Regions from separate parts of the Homo sapiens genome. Here region 2 is linked to region 1. A link is a contact called in ENCODE POLR2A ChIA-PET data. All regions are on one chromosome and are shown on one strand. Each heading gives the region's core, a stretch centred on a gene start or an enhancer-like site at or near the end of the contact. The rest is flanking DNA. Distances are from core to core; before and after follow the strand shown. Region 1 holds the start of POU6F1 (POU class 6 homeobox 1). Region 2 holds the start of RASSF3 (Ras association domain family member 3).

Region 1 (5,787 bases), core at 1,467-3,966:
GAAGTTCAAGACCAGCTTGGCCAACATGGTGAAACCCCGTCTCTACTGAAAATACAAAAATTAGCCAGGCATGGTGGTGTGCGCCTATAGTTCCAGCTAGTTGGGAGGCCGAGGTGGGAGAATTGCTTGAACCCGGGAGGTGGAGGTTGCAGTGAGACCAAGATCGCGCCACTGCACTCCAGACTGAGCGACAGAGTGAAACCCTGTCTCAAAAAAAAAAAAAAAAAAAAAAGAGAGATTTCCAAGGTGTAGTATTGGGTTCTGGAGAACCCAGACCACACTGGCCCCTTCCTAAAGCGCCCGTCTAATTTCTCATTCCAAGCCTTCCTCCTGTGGCCAGTTTCTCCTGCATCCCACTCTCTCTTCTGCCTCATGAACCCTCATTTTGACATGAGGGGTCAAAGGCAGGTTTAAAGGCAGAAGACCCAGCTTGAGTACTGCTTCTACTAGAGGTAATCCCTATAAGCCTCCGTTTCCTTATCCAAAATGGAACCAAATTATAGTAACCACCTCATGGGTTATTGTGAGGATTAAATTGATAATATTTATGGAAGGCACTTAAAACAGGGCCTAGCATGAAGCAAACACTATATATATGTTTGTTATTATCATTGCTATTATTTTGAACTGAAGTAAAGCATGCATATAAAAATGTTTTAAATTATAAAGCATTTTAAAAATGTAAAAGATGGCCAGGCACGGTGGCTCACGCCTGTAATCCCAGCACTTTGGGAGGCCAAGACGGTTGGATTGCCTGAGCTAAGGAGTTCGAGACCAGCCTGGGCAACACGGTGAAACCCCATCTCTACTAAGATACAAAAAAATCAGCTAGACTCTGTCTCAAAAAAAAGAAAATGTAAAAGATTACTCTGATAATTTTATGGTGAGTAAATCTTGGGGACAAGAATATGAGCTTATCCCAAGTTCCTTCAAAATGCAGAAAAACCTTACAGGAGCAAATTTTTTCTGAGTCACTTTTCTTAACTGCCAGCTAGTACTTCCAGGAACAAAACAGAATAAATGGCTACATACACACACACTGACACACAATCACTCTATGGTATTACCTTGTTAGTTTTAATGTTTAGCATCTACTTGTCCACCCCCAGAATAAAAACTCCATGATAGAAGTTTTGTCTGAATTGTTCAGAGCATGGCACTGAGTGGGTATTTTTGTTGAACTAATGAAGAAATGAAGTTCTACAGCAGATAAGCGGAGTACCAGGTCACAGAAGTATCACTTTGAGGACCAGGACTTGAATGAAAATGGAATATATGGAATTATTCCTCAGAAGGCCTCTGCCAGTCAATGGTGGCTGCCTTAGATTGCTAAATAAGGGGCATGGGACACATGTATATGAACAATTGAAGACCAGCCCTCTACTTTTGGAACAAGGAATTTGGGAAGGGCAGATGAGGTTAAAAATCTCTGCAAAGAGCCTCTTTTCTTTGGCCCAGGAATGCTTCCCGAACTCTTCTGATTTCCCCCTGCCCAGCCGCAGAGGCTATTCTGTGAAGGTTTTAGGCTTCCAGTCGGGCTGAGTGGGGTATTCTGCCGCGAAAGTGGAGGTTAGAGGGTATGCTGGGAGCTCCCTTGGCCTTGCCAGGTGAGCCTGCCCAGGGAGCCTGCATCGGGCCCATTATTATGACTATTTATTAATAATAATATCGATATTAAATATTTATGAAGTGCTCATGCTCTGCTAGAAGGTGGCCCTCCCATCACTGACCCACCCTTCCAGCAACGCCTGGGTCCCTACCCCCGGGTCCCACCGGTCGTCCCGGAGTTTGTTCATTCGGGAGAACCGTGACAGGTCACCCTGGCCGCCCCAGCTGGCCCTAACCGCCGGGAACCCAGGCGTCCGTGTTCTCCAGAGAGGCAAGGATCCGCTTCTGGTCGCCACTGGTTCTGTGTACAGAGCGTCCCCTGTGGTCCGCACCCCACAAGGGCTCCAGGGGCAGAAACGGGGAGGGGCCAGGTCGGGGTTCCCCACCGGGTCCACCTGGCGGCCGCCCCCTCCGCTCCAGGTCCAGAGCGGCCCGCGGGCGGGCGAGGGCGCGGCCCCCGGGTGTCTAGCCCCAGCTGGGCAACCGCGCGCTGTCCCGCTCCCGCAGCTCCCCGCCGCCCCGGCCCAGCATCCCGCCGCCCCGGCCCCGCGGCTTTTTTTCTCTTTATCATAAATATATAAATTATGCTAATTACGGGCATTGCATATTAACCAAACCCGAAACCTCCCCTGCCCGGCCCCCTCCCCCTCCGTGCAAACCCCTCCCCGCCCCGGACCCCGCTACTTACCGGAGCCCGAGCCCGAGCCGCCTTCGCCGCGGGTGTCTGGCGGCCACCGATTAGAGATTCATCTCACAGCCCGGGCCAGGGGGCCGGGGCCGGGGCCGGGGCCACGGCGGCCGCCGCCCGCAGACAAAGAAGCCAGTGCGGCTTGGCTGGGCTCGGCTCGGCCCGGGAGCTGGTCGGGACCCGCCGCCGCCCCCAGGCCCCCAGCCTGGGCTGGGCAGAGCCGAAGGGGGCTCCGCAGGCTAAGCCGGGCGGAGAGGGGACGGCCGGGAAGCGGGAAGGGGAAGCCGGGTGGGGGGGCGGTCAGGTATATATTTTTCTTCGTTCCCCCTTCCACGACCCCCCCCTTTTCCCTCCCCCCCTTTTTTCCCTCCTTCTGCTACTTGGATTTTTTTAGCTGCTGCGTCATGAGCATAATTTATGCAAAGAGCTTTGCCGCATGCTGCACCGCCCGCGCCAGCCGCCGGGGGCGGCGGGCTGGGAGGGCGGTCAGGGAAGGGAGGGGAGCACGGGAGCCAGGAGCGAGGGGTGGGGGTGGGGAGGGGACCCTCTGGCCCTGGCCGAGCGGGAGGTCCCGGAGGCTCTCTCCCGGGACAGGGATGGACGGTCAGTGGGTCTGGTTACTCAGCCCCTCCGAGGTGCCGCGGAGGTGGTTTCATTTCGGAAGGTGCCAGAGTAGGAGCTGGAGTCCGGACCCTCCATGCCACATGGCCTTCAGCTGAGGGTTGGGGCGGTGACTCCCGGCCACCGCCTTTCCTCTAGGTAGTCAACTGTCCTCAATGTTGAAAGTCAAGTTTATGTCTATCCCTCCCTCCCTAGAAAGGCGGGGGAACTCAGACATCGCTCAGCCAACGTGGAGAACCTCTGAACAGCTGTGCCCCAGCGCCAAAGCAGCGAAGGGTCCCAGGTCTCTCACCCGGTGGCGGCCGTGGGCTGTGTTGTCTAAAAGCAGATTTCCGGCCTTCTTGTCCAAGTAGACAAGGAAATGTGAACAGAAAGACAAAGTTCAGTGGAATGGTGAAAAACCTCTAGCAGCTTCTTAAGGTAGAGAGGGGACCAGAAAAGGGGTGGATGTGGGTGGCTGAGGGAAAGCAGATTGGAGAAGTGGTGGACAACTGAAAGAGGAAAAAGTTGGAAGACCAAAGTGGAAGCGTGGGAATGGAGAGAAGAACTGGGAAGGAAGGAGGCTCTGTAAATCCAGTGAATGTGGATCCCAATACTGAGGCCACCTGCTGTCATCCTAGGCTGTTCCCCCTCCCACCCTCTCCCGATATTTGGTGGTCTGAGGATAGCTAGAGGTAGATGGGTTAGAGGCAGTGTGAGAATGCAGTTGGAGGCCTCAGTCCTCCCCGGGACTGCTCCGTAAGGCCTCGTGGTGGAAGGGCATTGAATGGCCCGGCCTCGTCGTTAACCTGGCCAGTGGACTAGGCTGTTATCAGCTTGCTGTTTCCATCTGGAAGTGAGCAGGTACTGCTGGCGGCGGATTTATGAGTAACCAATGTATTAGGAGTCAGAATACTTAGGTTTTAGTCCCAACTCTTCCACTAGCCGTCCAGGCAAGTAATTTAACTTCTTCATTACTTATAAAACAAGGATAATATTTATAATGACATTTATAATGACTACTTCATAGGGTTAAGTTTGTGAGCCTGTATGTGAAAAAACTGAAAGCTGCAAGCTCTATACAACTGTAAGGTGTCATTCCTTGTACAATAGTTTGAACTCGTTTTAATGGCCCTGTGAAACTCTACTGCGTGGCTTGATATTACAGTTCTTGGGGTTTTTGTTTGGCCGGTAGTCCCTGTAGTTTCTCTCCCTGGACTGTGAATTCTTTGAGAGCACTGGTTGTGACTTACTCATGTTTGTATTTCCCACTACTCTTTATGTGAAGGAGGGGCTCAGTATTGCTGCTGAACTTTGTCACATGAAGGTTGAAACTTTTCATTTATGTCACTTGGTTTGGTGCTACACATAGATCAAAGGCTTTGGATAGCATGGATATCAGCGACAGTTTGAAGAAAGAAATATGGATGTGATCAGAGGAGTTCAGGGAGACATACATAAAAATGTTAATCACGGTTTTCTTTATGTTGTATACACTTCTGCATTGCTTAAATATTTGATGAGCATATATTACTTTTTGTTTCTGTGTTTATTGGGGCATAACATGTACACAGTATGTGTATACCTTGATAAATTTTTACATGTATATACATATGTACGTGTATGTATGTGTGTATACATATGTACGTGTATGTATGTGTGTATACATATGTACGTGTATGTATGTGTGTGTATACATATGTACGTGTATGTGTGTGTATACATATGTACGTGTATGTGTGTATACATATGTACGTGTATATGTGTGTATACATATGTACGTGTATATGTGTGTATACATATGTACGTGTATATGTGTGTGTACATATGTACGTGTATGTGTGTGTATACATATGTACGTGTGTGTGTATACATATATACACGTGTATAGATACGTGTATACATATATACATGTCTATATATACATGTATATACTCACACACATATATATATCCATGTAATCCCCACCCAAAACAAGATATAGAGCCTTTCCAAGACCTGAGGATTCCCTTATGTACCTTCACCGGCCATAAATTCCCAAAGTAACCATTATTCTGATTTCTGTCACCATAGATTGATTACTTGAGCTGATTCTTGAACTTCTCATAAATGGAATCAGACAATATGCAATCTTTTGTGTTTGGCTTCTGTCACTCAACAAAATTTTTTTTTTTGAGACGGAGTCTTGCTCTGTCGCCCAGGCTGGAGTGCAGTGGTGTGATCTCGGCTCACTGCAACCTCCGCCTCTCGGGTTCAAGTGGTTCTCCTGCCTCAGCCTCCCAAGTAGCTGGGACTGCAGGTGCGTGCCATCACGCCCAGCTAATTTTTTTTTTCTTTTTTTTTTCGAGATGGAGTCTCGCTCTGTCGCCCAGGCTGGAGTGCAATGGTGTGATCTCAGCTCACTGCAACCTCCACCTCCTAGGTTCGAGTGATTCTCCTGCCTCAGCCTCCTGAGTAGCTGGGATTACAAGCACACGCCACCATGCCCGGCTAATTTTTGTATTTTTAGTAGAGATGGGGTTTCACCATGTTGGTCAGGCTGGTCTTGAACTCCTGACCTCATGATCCGCCCACCTCAGCCTCCTAAAGTGCTGGGATTACAGGCATGAGCCACCACGCTCCCAGCTAATTTTTTATACTTTTGGTAGACACAGGGTTTCACCATGTTGGCCAGGCTGGTCTCGAACTCCTGACCTCAAGTCATCCGCCCTCCTCGGCCTCCCAAAGTGCTGGGATTACAGGTGTCGGCCACCACACCCGGCCTCAATATATGTTTTTGAGATTCATCCATGTTGTTGAATGTAGAAGTATTTTTTATTGCTGTGTAGTATTCCATTGCATAATTATACTACAATTTATCCATTCCATTATTGATGGGCATTTGCTTGTTG
Region 2 (5,757 bases), core at 2,863-5,362, about 13 Mb after region 1:
ATTTGGGGCAAGAAAGATGAATATTTGCTTGATCCTATTCTATGCCAAGGACTTTGCCTGGATTCTTTCACTTAATCCTTACAGTAAACCAAAGAAAATAAAATGAAGACATTGTCATCCCCATTTTGCTGCTGATGAACCTGAGGCATAGAGAAGTTAATTAAATTGTTAAAGGTCACATAAGAGTCAGTGATAGCCAAGGCAGGCAGATCACCTGAGGTCAGGAGTTTGAGACCAGCCTGGCCAACATGGTGAAACCCTGTCTCTACTAAAAATACAAAAATTGGCCGGGTGAGGCGGTGCGTGCCTGTAATCCTAGCTACTCGGGAGGCTGAGGCGGGAGGATCGCTTGAACCCGGGAGGCAGAGGTTGCAGTGAGCTGAGATCATAGCACTGCACTCCAGCCTGGGTGACAGAGTGAGACTGCGTCTCAAAAAAACAAAACAAAACTTGAACTTGGTTGCATACATTTAATTTTATTTATTCCACCCCCTTCCCTGAATTTGAAATGTTAAAAGTGTCTAGTTGCTTAACATGACATTTTGAATTTTTACAGATACAATTTTCATGAGCTAAATTTTAAATTCACAATATTTTAATTAAAAATGCTACCAGGCTAGGCATGGTGGCTCACACCTGTAATCCCAGCCTTTTTGGAGGCCGAGGTGGGAGGATCACTTGAGCCTAAGAGTTCATCAAGACCAGCCTGGGCAACATAGTGAGATCTTGTCTCTACAAAAAAAATATAAAAATTAGCCAGGCCTGGTGGCATATGCCTGTAGTCCCAGCTACTCGGGAGGCTGAGGTGGGAGGATTGCTTGAGCTTGGGAAGTCGAGGCTGCAGTGAGCCAACATGGCACCACTGCACTCCAGCAACAAAGTGAGGCCCTGTCTCAAAAAAAAAAAAAGCTACCAGAAAAATATGCAAATATCATTATGCTGCTTTTAGGAAACAAAATCACAATTCTTCCTTCCTTTATTTATTTATTTATTTATTTATTTTCTGAGGCAGAGTCTCCCTGTGTCGCCCAGGATAGAGTGCAGTGGCGTGATCTTGGCTCACTGCAACCTCTGCCTCCAGGGCTCAGGTGACTCTCCTGCCTCAGCCTCCCGAATAGCTGGGACAACAGGCATGTGCCATCATGCCCAGCTAATTTTTTTATATATTTTCAGTAGAGATGGGGGTTTCACCATGTTGGTCAGGCTGGTCTTGAACTCCTGACCTCAAGTGATCTGCCGGCCTCAGCCTCCCAAAATGCTGGCATTACAGGCGTGAGCCACCTCACTCGGCCCTTTCCTTTATTTATGTTTTTTTTGTTGCTTAAAAGCAGTGCTTCCATTTCATTATTTGATCATGGCTTTTAAAATTATTTTATTTATTTATTTTTTTAAGAGACAGACTCTTACTCTGTTACCCAGGCTAGAGTGCAGTGGTAAGATCATAGTTCATTACAGCCTCAAACTTCTGGGCTCAAGTGATCCTTCCACCTAGCCTCCTGAGTAGCTGGGACCACTAGCATGTGACACCACATTGGCTAATTTTTTTTTGTTTTTTGTTTTTGTTTTTGTAGAGACAGGGTCTCATTTTGTTGCCCAGGCTGGTCTTGAACTCCTGGCTTCAAGCAATCCTCCCACCTCGGCCTTCCAAAGTGCTGGGATTACAGGCGTAAACCACCATGCCTGGCCTAATCATGCCTTTATAAAAAAATCATTTTTTTTTAGAGAAAAGGTCTCACTATGTTGGTCAGGCTGGATAGGAACTCCTGAGTTCAAGTGATCCTCCACCTCAGCTTCCCCCTGTGCCCCACTCAATCATGCCTTTTTATTATAACTGATTCTGATGGTATGCTGACAGATATACAAATTAATCCAGTCCTTTGGAGCTTAAAAATAATACAATGAAAAAAATCATTTTTATGGTGTGGTGCATCATAAAGTTTATTTATTTATTTATTGAGACGAAGTTTTGCTCTTGTCGCCCAGACTGGAGTGCAATGGCGCCACCTCGGGTCACTGCAACCTAGGCCACTCCGGGTTCAAGCGATTCTCCTGCCTCAGCCTCCCGAGTAGCTGGCGCACGCTACCACGCCCAACTAATTTTTGTAGTTTTAGTAGAGGCGGGGTTTCACCACGTTGGCCAGGCTGGTTTCCAACTCCTGACCTCAAGTGATCCACCCGCCTCTGCCTCCTCAGGCGTGAGCCATCGCGCCCGGCCAATAAAGCATTTTAATGCATTTTTCCTCAAAGTATTCATAAACTTCAACTTGTTCTAGGTAAAATTATTTTCCCCTTTCTACCCACAATAAAATGAGTAATTTAAGCCCTTAACCTACACATTATTCTTACCTTGGAATATTTAATAAGAGCTGCGCTAATATTATATCTGAATAATGAAATAAGAGAAACCAAATAAGAAAAATTTGTCATAAAGCCCTATTCTCCTACATTAGATTATGTGCATGGCACACACACGGATCAGCTTAAGCTGGGTGAAACTATATGGAGTTAGAATTCCTGGCTTCCTATCATTCAGTAGCTGTGTGGCCGAGAAGAAGACTTTAATGTTGTAGGACCTTTAAAATGGGCTGTAACTCAAAGGCCCTCCTTCTGGAGTTGTTGTGAATCACGTGGGGTAATATATACTAGTTTACAAGATGGATGTGTAAGCCCGAAGGTGGAGCAGGTTTGCAAGCCTTCTTTCAGCCTAGGGACAGTAGGATGACTCATGAGTCAATTCTTCTCTCCTTCCCGTCATTTCGGGTCCAACTCTTCCTCCTGTAGTCCACAAAAGAGCACGGCTGACCGATACCAAGCAGAGAACCCAGTAGGGTATGTGACCACGTTCAGATCAACAGAACGCAAAGCAGAACGGTCCGAGTACTGCCTCCTACAGCCACTTTCCTTTCTTTAAGCCTCAGCTGCTGCTCTAGGTGTAAAACCGGCATAAAATAGCACTACGTACCTTGCAGAGTTGCTCGGAGGATTGAAGGAGATAATGTAAGAGAGTTTGGCTAGTTTGGCTATGATGGATGGACATTTTCTCTTTTCTAACGTCTCTCTTCCCCTCCTAATGAAACCTCTTCTGAAGCTCGCTAACTATAGCAGGGCTTGCAGCTTCAAAAAAACCTTTCAGTCAAGATCTTGAAATTAGTATTATTTAAATCAGTGCAGTAACACCAAGGTGTAAAAGACTGTTACCCACTGGTGGCTTTAAGAGGATTAGCTGACTGAAGAGTTTTAGAAAACATGGAAACTTTTTTTGTACGTGGATGGATGGAATTCCCTGATCTCCTTATCCCCACCACTTAAACCATGCCTTGTGGGTGACCGTGGAAGGCTGATTGTGGCGGGGACATTTACAAAGCACATTTAATTGATAAGCACTCGATTGTTCTGTAACTATAGAACTAGTTCACCTTTCAGTTGCACTGAGTGCGCCTAAGATAACGATCTTATTTGGAAGTGAGCCCTCGCTAGAAAGAAGGGGAAAAGGGTAAGACCGAAGCTCAAATGAATGACCAGAAAGGATGTTTTCATTCGAATAAACTCAACCCAGTTTTTGACCTCCCCACCCATCTCTGCCAACTTGAAATCCTCCTGGAGGGGCGAGCTGCTGGGGTTCAGGACTGGGCGTTGCGGCTGCAGGAAGCCGTGGGACCTGGGGGGTCCCTCGGCCGGGCAACCCCCACCCACCCCTACAGGACCCTGGTGCGGGGGCGAGCAGGGAGTGGACGCAGAGAAAGTTCCCCGCTCTGCTCCCGCCCTCTCCGAAACTCGAGCCAGCGAGGCTGGGGGCGGGCGGACGGCTCGCAGAGGAATTTGCAGTTTCCGGGAGGTTGAGGAAGCGACCCGAGCACAGCCCCAGCAGACGCAGCCCTAGCGCCCGGCTTTCCGGGTTCCGCGACGCTGTCGGGAGAAACCCGCGCGCCTGGAAGGGGCGGGCCGGGCTCCCCCCACCTGCGGGCGGGCGGGGAGGGTCGCGGCCGCGCGGGGTGGGGCTCGGCCGGTCGCCCGTCCGGGGCGGGGCCCAGGGAGGCGGGGTCGCGGGCGCACCGGGGCCGAGCCGCGCCTGGAGCCTGGCGGGGAGGCGGCAGGAGGGGCCGGGAGAGCCTGATTGAGCGGCGGCCGCAGCTGCATAAGGACTGCCCGGGGCTGCGCGCCGGGAACCTCGCGGGGCTGGCGGGCGCCGCACCCCCTCCCTGGCCGCCTGCGCCCCGGGGAGGCCGCCCGCGCGCGACGGGACCGGCAGCATGAGCAGCGGCTACAGCAGCCTGGAGGAGGACGCCGAGGACTTCTTCTTCACCGCCAGGACCTCCTTCTTCAGGAGAGCGCCCCAGGGCAAGCCCCGCTCCGGCCAACAAGTGAGTGGCGCGCGGCGGGCGCTGCAGCCCGCGCCCCAGAGTTCCGGGGAACCCGCCAGCCCGCGCCCCCTGCCTCCACGTGTCTCTGCGGGGCGCTCGGGGGATGCTCGCCGGGAAGGAGGAGCGGGCCGAGAAGTGGCTTCTGCCTTTTCGGGTCCCGGGAACGTGCCTGGAGCTTGTGCGTGTAGGCGAGGGAAGGCGGAGGAAGGGCGGGGAGGCTGAGGGCCGGCTTCTGCCTTCCGCGCCAGATGGCCTCTGCAGCTCCGCCTCGGGCTGCCGCCTGCGGGGAGCAGCCCCGGAGCCAGCAGGCGTCCCCGGGCCACTCCCCCAGGTTTCCCCTTCGCGTCCCCGCTGGGTCGACGGTCGGGTTCGCGCGCCTGTCCTTCCTGTTAGTCAGCTTACTCATCTGTGGCCCCCAGAGTGGCTTGGGTCAACGTGTAATAGCTAGGGGTGGCCGGGTGACCTGACCTCCCCTCTTCCTGGCCCGGGCGACCTGGTGGAGTGGGGGTCCAAGGGCACCGTGGGCCTCGCCACCATAGGCTCTCACTAAATCTCCGTTGCGGGACTCAGGGTTGTGCGTTTTCTGTAAAGCTAGGTTTTTTGGTGCCCAGATGTTTTGCAAACAAGCTCCTATGCTAAATACTAGCCAGCGACAGCTAACCTTTTCGCCGGTTTCTTCCTTTTTTGGAGGCAGCATGCCGTGGGAAGCACGAGTTGGGAAAAGATGGGAAGGGAACTTGTGCCAGTTTCGCCAGCTGTAGCCGTGTTTTTTGGGAGGCCTTCCCGAAACGGGGCACGTCGGCTGGACTGAGGAGCCCGGTGCTAGAGCCCGCGGCCTCCTGGCACTAGGAGCCGCACCAGGGGAGCCGGGCCAACCCGGCCACGCTCACATCAGATTACAGAAGATTGTAATGGCACAAATTTGTTGCTTTTAGAAAACAGGCGTTCGCCAAACATTTCTATTAATACCGGACTGAGACCTAGAGACTAGAAGCAAGAAGAATCGTTCAGGGGCCGGATGATAACTTCTTTTGGTGGATGTGGGAGGGTGCAATCTGTCAGGGTGGTCTTGCCAGACCTCTTAAGTTTAGCCACTTTCTGAAGTAAAATTCTTTCTAAAATTCGGAAGTTCTAGTCTTTTCAGGCTCTTAAGTCCCAAACCAGGAGGAGGAGAGGAGACGGTGAAGGGTAAGCTGAAGTCAAGTGCCCTTATTCAGTAACCGCAGTTAATCTCAAGTCCCGGTGCCATAGTTGTCCGTCTTGTATTGTTTCTAAGGCTTAAGGCCCCACTATTTACGAGTCACTTTGAGTGGGATCTCTTACTTTCAGCAGAGTGTGTTCTGAGAGCATGAGATTGCTGTGAAGTTTGGAAGTTGGAAACGCCCTCTCCTCCCCC

Evidence for each region. ChIA-PET counts read pairs that join two places held with the same protein, here RNA polymerase II (POLR2A).
Region 2: POLR2A ChIA-PET joins it to region 1 with 11 read pairs in naive thymus-derived CD4-positive, alpha-beta T cell. The contact joins the promoter of RASSF3 here to the promoter of POU6F1 in region 1. POLR2A ChIA-PET finds 5 or more read pairs at or near these places in 2 of 52 experiments (OCI-LY7 and naive thymus-derived CD4-positive, alpha-beta T cell).

The regions. Positions count from the first base shown.
Region 1 is chr12:51,215,346-51,221,132 of GRCh38, forward strand. POU6F1 (POU class 6 homeobox 1) reads right to left here and starts at 2,717. Exons shown (of 11, transcript NM_001330422.2): 1 at 2,297-2,717. RefSeq lists silencers at 1,891-2,150, 2,381-2,540, 2,741-2,890, 4,998-5,177 and an enhancer at 3,041-3,100.
Region 2 is chr12:64,606,383-64,612,139 of GRCh38, forward strand. RASSF3 (Ras association domain family member 3) reads left to right here and starts at 4,113. Exons shown (of 5, transcript NM_178169.4): 1 at 4,113-4,361. The coding sequence starts at 4,251. It overlaps RASSF3-DT (RASSF3 divergent transcript), which reads right to left and starts at 3,084. Exons shown (of 2, transcript NR_187549.1): 1 at 2,963-3,084. RefSeq lists enhancers at 2,653-2,702, 2,923-2,982 and silencers at 3,613-3,682, 3,843-4,362, 4,573-4,642.